Linked DNA regions of Homo sapiens: region 1 is linked to region 2. A link is an interaction called in ENCODE POLR2A ChIA-PET data of the cell type or tissue named here. Cell type or tissue: A673. All regions are shown on one strand. Each heading gives the region's core, and the rest is flanking DNA. Links, peaks and the distances in the headings are about the cores only. Region 1 overlaps USP44 (ubiquitin specific peptidase 44). Region 2 has its middle 12 kb from the start of NDUFA12.

Evidence for each region. ChIA-PET counts read pairs that join two places held together with the same protein. Peaks named below come from ENCODE experiments on the same cell type or tissue, not always from the same donor. Only the 100,000 strongest peaks of a DNase experiment are listed, where the experiment ranks them.
Region 1: POLR2A ChIA-PET joins it to region 2 with 9 read pairs; 4 of 35 experiments call an interaction of 5 or more read pairs at or near these places.

Annotation. Positions count from the first base shown.
Region 1 is chr12:95,544,383-95,547,304 of GRCh38, forward strand. All of the region lies in intron 1 of USP44 (ubiquitin specific peptidase 44), which reads right to left. Among named protein-coding and RNA genes, the nearest start is that of USP44, 5.6 kb to the right of the region's middle. In A673, for the core only: no CTCF peak of the experiment used is centred there; a DNase peak (open chromatin) is centred at 1,479; H3K4me3 peaks cover 876 bases; H3K27ac peaks cover 1,244 bases.
Region 2 is chr12:95,013,892-95,016,813 of GRCh38, forward strand. No RefSeq gene overlaps it. Among named protein-coding and RNA genes, the nearest start is that of NDUFA12, 12 kb to the left of the region's middle. In A673, for the core only: no CTCF peak of the experiment used is centred there; no DNase peak of the experiment used is centred there.

The sequences.
Region 1 (2,922 bases), core at 233-2,732, 530 kb after region 2:
TTTTCAGCCAGCCACTCTCTTTCAACCTCAGTTTATGAAGACACTTGGAAAGAAAGCATGGAAAGGGACGATACAGCTGTAAGCCCTGGAGGTTCTTACAAGAGGATATCAGGTACCAAAGGTCAATGGTATGAATAATGTAATATAGATCTAATTGGCGTAATCAGTAGCTCAATTTTCAGATCCCTTCTTTAAAAAAATATTTTAATGAAAGTCAGGAAGTTACCATGATGAATAAACACACAAAAAAGTCAAATTAAATTACTATTTAATAAAGTGACAGAATGAGGGAAATGGCAAAAATACATTCCTAAAAAGAATTAGTCTATACATCTGTATAGTGTGGAAAAATAAAGAAAAAAAGAATTAATCTATATGTTAAAATCTGAATAGACACTGAGATAACATTTTCATTAAGAAGCTTCCCCCCGCCATAGCTCATATTTAGTCAAATAATCATCATACAATATTTACATTTTATATGTCTTAGTGTCTTATAACCACAATTTTATCAATATTAAGGTATTTCTAAAATAGCCACGATTTTATAAATATTAAGATTGTTTAAAGTCTTGAAAGACCACAAGCTAAATCTAAACTTCTTAACATGGCACATAAAAGCCTTTGAACTTTGGAACAATATACACTTTTCTACTCTCATGTATGACTAACTACTTCCCAAACATCTTTTGTTAAGATGTTTTTAACAAATCTTATTGTGAATGTTTAATTTTTAAAACTCTTCATAATTGGGATATAAACGATTTTCATAAGAAATGGGCATTCATATTTTACAGGAACACATATACATTCTAACTCTATTAAAGAAAGAAGAAATATAAGTACCACTGGGCATAAAATAGAACACATTTAAAAATAAAAGTGTCACAGTAACCATCTCATTAAAAACAAAAACGAAAAAAAAAAAACTTGAAATCTCCCAGAGGGAGAATATGTTGACTATTTTAATGAAGATAATTTTTGTAACAAAACATTTTTCTTTAAACAGTAACAAACCAAACAGATCCTCTACAGGCTATTAAAAGTTGTATGATTTGTTATTTTCCATAATAAAAGATAGGAGGAAATGGTAATTTCGGTAGGAAGTAGGCCTTAGGAATTACTAACCACCACAATGCATTTGGATAAGAATGAAAACAACTTTATCCATAGTTTGCAGTAATTAGGGTAAATCTTACCCACTCGTATAAGCAATTTTCCATTTTCCATTTACTTCACGGAACCACCATAGTATTCTGTCCTCTTAAGAAATGTTTGTGAAACGCCAAGGGTCAAGCACAGTGCTTGGTTCACAGAAAGGGGTTCAATATTTTTGAATGAACAAATTACTGAGCGAATGAACACAATGGGCTCTCAAACCCTCCCCTACTCCCTCTTAGGTATGCTATTATGTCCATTATGTGCTTTGGCACCTCTCCATGTCAATCATGATGTATTTCCTTTCCTTTATCCCTAGAAAGGCCCTGGTTATTCTTTCTTCCTTTAGAGATCTAGAATCTATAATTACCCTGATCTTGCTTGGAACTCCTCATTAAACAATAAAGGACACCCTTTTCCCTTGGGCCTTCCTCATGTCTCTAACATGCCTCTCCTGAAGCAGAGATTGAATCTAGTTGAACACGTTGTAAGATAAAGCTCCTGAAAGCAGTTTCTGCCTCCGGGTTATTTGAATTTCTCACCCCCATCCCTACTTAACAAGTAATTTTGTTCCAAAACATTTATCATCAGTGTCACATCAACAAATTTACACATCAATCTACCGCAGCTAACTTCGTAACAATGGGAGAAACATTCAGAATAATACTGAGCATCCTACCAAGGGTCTGAAAAATTGAATTCAAATACTCTGTGTGTAAAATGCCTAGACTCTGTCATTCCAGCACATCTATGATCTGATCTAGCAAGTATATCGTTAGACTACAAATTACCTTTTTCCTATGACGTGTAAAACTCCATTAAAAATGAATTCTTCCTAATAAAGTTTTTTATGGCGTCTAAAATTGCTGTGAATGTTACACCTTTTACAATCACCTTTTAGCCAGAAAGCCATTATTTGTAGAATCCTCCTGTATTTCAGTTATTTGTCACCTATTTAGGCTGGGCCTAATAGCAAAACTGTCCCCCGTTACTGAATTCAGAGAATTATTCGGGCACACGATTTATTTCCTATCTTGATTAGACTCCTGAGCCCGTGCCCCAGCCTCTCGCTAATCTCCCTGGACCAGACAACTCCATTAGAATCTGGCACCCACGTTTGTTCTGCCTAACACTGCAGGAAGGACAGAGACTTCAAAGCACGTGTTTGTTTTTTTGTTTTGTTTTTGGCTACCAAGAAGCCAAATTTCTGTATCCTCTACCATTCAAAACCCCAATTCAACAAATTTACACGGGGGTTTTTCCTCCACGTTAAGCAGTTAGTCGGGTACTAGAGATACACATATAAAACACAGACTCTGCCCTCAAACAACCCAATGAGCAGAAAATTCTCTTAGGCACCAAAACGCTGTAATAGATTCAAGTGTGTAGAGGAGAAGTTTGGTAGAGTGGATATGACGCTTTCTTTCTTTGTAGTACAGAAAAGATAAATCTGTAGAAAAGGGAGAAAGACAACTGGGTAGAAAATTTATTTCAAATATCTAACCCAAATCTTCAACAGATTTTCCATTTTAAATATTCCAAAAAGTGTACCATTGTATATTATACTAAATGCAGGTTCATTTATCACTTAAAAATTTTTAAGCTAAAAAATCTCAAACAATTAACATTTGGGAAGAAAAACAGGACTGATACACAAAGTAGTCAAAATATTTCAGCTTTCTAAACTGTATGCACTGGACTAACTGTTCAATATTAGAATATCTCTACATTTGAATTTGGATAGCCCACAGTGATAAATACTGG
Region 2 (2,922 bases), core at 141-2,640:
ATAATACCGACATGTTCATGTGAACAAACATTGCCAGAAGCCTTAATTCTTTCTTCAATGATCTTAGCTTCAATTTAGCTCATCCATTTTGATCATTTTCCCTCTTAAATTTGGTACATTGAACATACGTACCTCACTGAAGAAATCATATAGTTCCATTTTCTGAACTGATTTCCCACTCCTAGCAACAACTACTTCCAACCCTTTTAGCTTAGTTATTCCCTACCATATTTCTAAATTACATGCTTATAGTATTTCTAGAGTTTTTCCAACTTTAGGCATTACTTGTTGACTTCTCAACATAGGTGAGGACTTTTAGGGCTTTCACACACTCCCCTCCTCACACCTAGCTCCCCCTCCAACTTCCTGCTCCATTTTTCATATACGGTTTACTAAATTTTCTGTTACATATCCATGTAAGGACAATTTAGTGTTTACAACTTCTCAAGGGCTTACTCCCCTCCCTTGGATACAGGGAATTGTGGAGGAGATCTGGAGATCTAACAGCACCTCATTTTTTCCACATAAGGATTTATTTTTCTATCAAATATTGGGAAATATACAAAAGTGCCTATTTGATCTTAAGAATCTACAGTCAGCTTAATAAGTAGAATAGTATCAGAGATTCAAGTTTTCAAAAAACATGGCTGAAAAAACAGCTTTGATTCCCTAAACTCTTCCAGAATCTTCCCACTTTCCTGTCAAAGGGCATAGTTTATCTTCCCTTGAATGTGGGTGGGTCTTTGCATCAATAAATAAAATGACATGGAAAGCAATGTTGCTTGGTTTCTGAGGGTAGGTTAGAAAAAACCATCTGGCTTTTCCCTGGCACTTCCTCTCTCAACACTTCCTCCAGCAGCCACATGGAAATTACCCTTCATTTCCCACAAAATGGAGTCCAGTCTGTAGCTGAGTAGTTTTCTTAGCCATCTCCTGCCCATACAAGTTTGAAGGTCCAAGATGATACCCTCCTGCCATTTTTTTTTTTTTTTTCAAATTTTAGAGACAGGGTCTCACTCTGTCACCCAGGCTGGACTGCAGTGGCATCATCATAGCTCACTGCATCCACCAGCTCCTGGGCTCAAGCCATCTTTCCATCTCAGCCTCCAGACTAGCTAGGGCAGCCATGCACCACCATGCCCAGCTTAAGATGTTACAATCCTTTAAACTTCTTATGATTTCTTATGTATCAATTTGTAAACAATTCCATAAGATGAAAACCACCCCCAACCTCCCAGGCCCCAATCTTGTCCAGGTAAGCCTTGTCTACCTGGGTTTCCAAGTGAGGCTGCTGAGATGGAATATTTTTTCCCCCAAATGAGGGAAACATTTCTAGTATTTCTGGTTCCATATGCTCTTCCAGAAGCTTGCCACTTCATCATCAGGAGGTGGAGTCTATTTCCCCTCCTTTTCCATCAGCACAGACCTTTGTGACTTCTTCGATGAGTAGAATGCAGCAGAAGACACTGAATTAGTGTTTTTTTCATTTTTTTTTTTTTGAGATGGAGTCTTGCTCTGTCACCCAAGCTGGCGTGCAGTGGTGCAATCTTGGCTTACTGCAACCTCCGCTTCCCAGGCTCAAGCGATTCTACCACCTCAGCCTCCCGAGTAGCTGGGACTGCAGGCACATGCCAGCAGGCCTGGCTTTTTTTTTTTTTTTTTTTTTTTATGTAGAGATGGGGTTTTGCCATGTTGTCCAGTCTGATCTTGAACTCTTGAACTCAGGCAATCTGCCCGCCTTGGCCAAAGTGCTGGAATTACAGGTGTGAGCCTGTATCCCCTGCCTAACACTGGATGAATTCTAATGCCAGGCAAGAAATGGTAACAGAGCTCCCACGTGGCCTTCTCAACCCTTGTTCTTGGAACCTAGCCTCTAGGTTGTGAGGAAGGGAAACAGGACTAGGTATGTGTTCTGGCTTCAGCTCCACCTGAAGTCCCAGCAAACAGTCACTATCAACTTCCAGACATATGAGTGAATGATTACATACATTCCAACCTCACTATTTGAGCTCACCTAGCTGTGGCTGAAAGGAGCAGAGACAAGCTGTCTCTCCCAAGCTCTGTCCATGTTGCATATTCATGAACACAGTACATGTTGTTTTAAACCGTTACGTTTTGGGATGGCTTGTTTAAAAGCAAATAGTTAGAACTCTGTCAATACTTTTCAAGCCCCTTGTATTCTGTTTTTATCCTCTTCCCACCCCTTCAGAAGTAACTAGTATTCTAATTTAGTATTATTTCCTTTGCTTTCACAAAATTAGCTTTCCCACATAAATACCTCTCAACAATGTATCTGCCTGTTTTCAGTAAACCAGTTAAATTATGGTTTTGTATACTTTTGGGCTTTTTTCATACAACATTGTATTTTGGGGATTCACCCATGTTTATAGTTTATTCCTTTTTTAGTGTTGCATAGTATTCCATTGGGTGATTATACCACAATTAACTTCTCCATTCTCCTGTCAATGGATATTTGAACAGTTTTCCTTTTTTGCTCTTACAATGCTGACATGAATATTTTTGTATGCCCCCTGGTACATGTGTGAGTTTCTCTAGGATAACTTCATGCATGTTCAACTTTCTATTTAATGCAAAATCTTTCCCGAATTTATTGTACCGACACTCCCTCCATCAACACACATATTTTTACTCCACATACTCTACGTTTGGTTTCGCCAGACTAAAATTTTATCATTCTGGTGGGTGTGTATTTACTTCCAAAATAGACTTTCAGCAAATCCTTCATCTTCCCCTCCAGAGATGTCATAGTACAAGAGCATTTTGGAGGATCTGTGGTACAAATCAGATTGCTTCACAGTTTTCCACACTGCAGGATAAAAAGTCCTTCTCAGGTTTGCTAGGATCATCACTACTAATCTATTTTTAGCTTTCAAAAAGTTGTGGTTATCATTTATTTCTGTC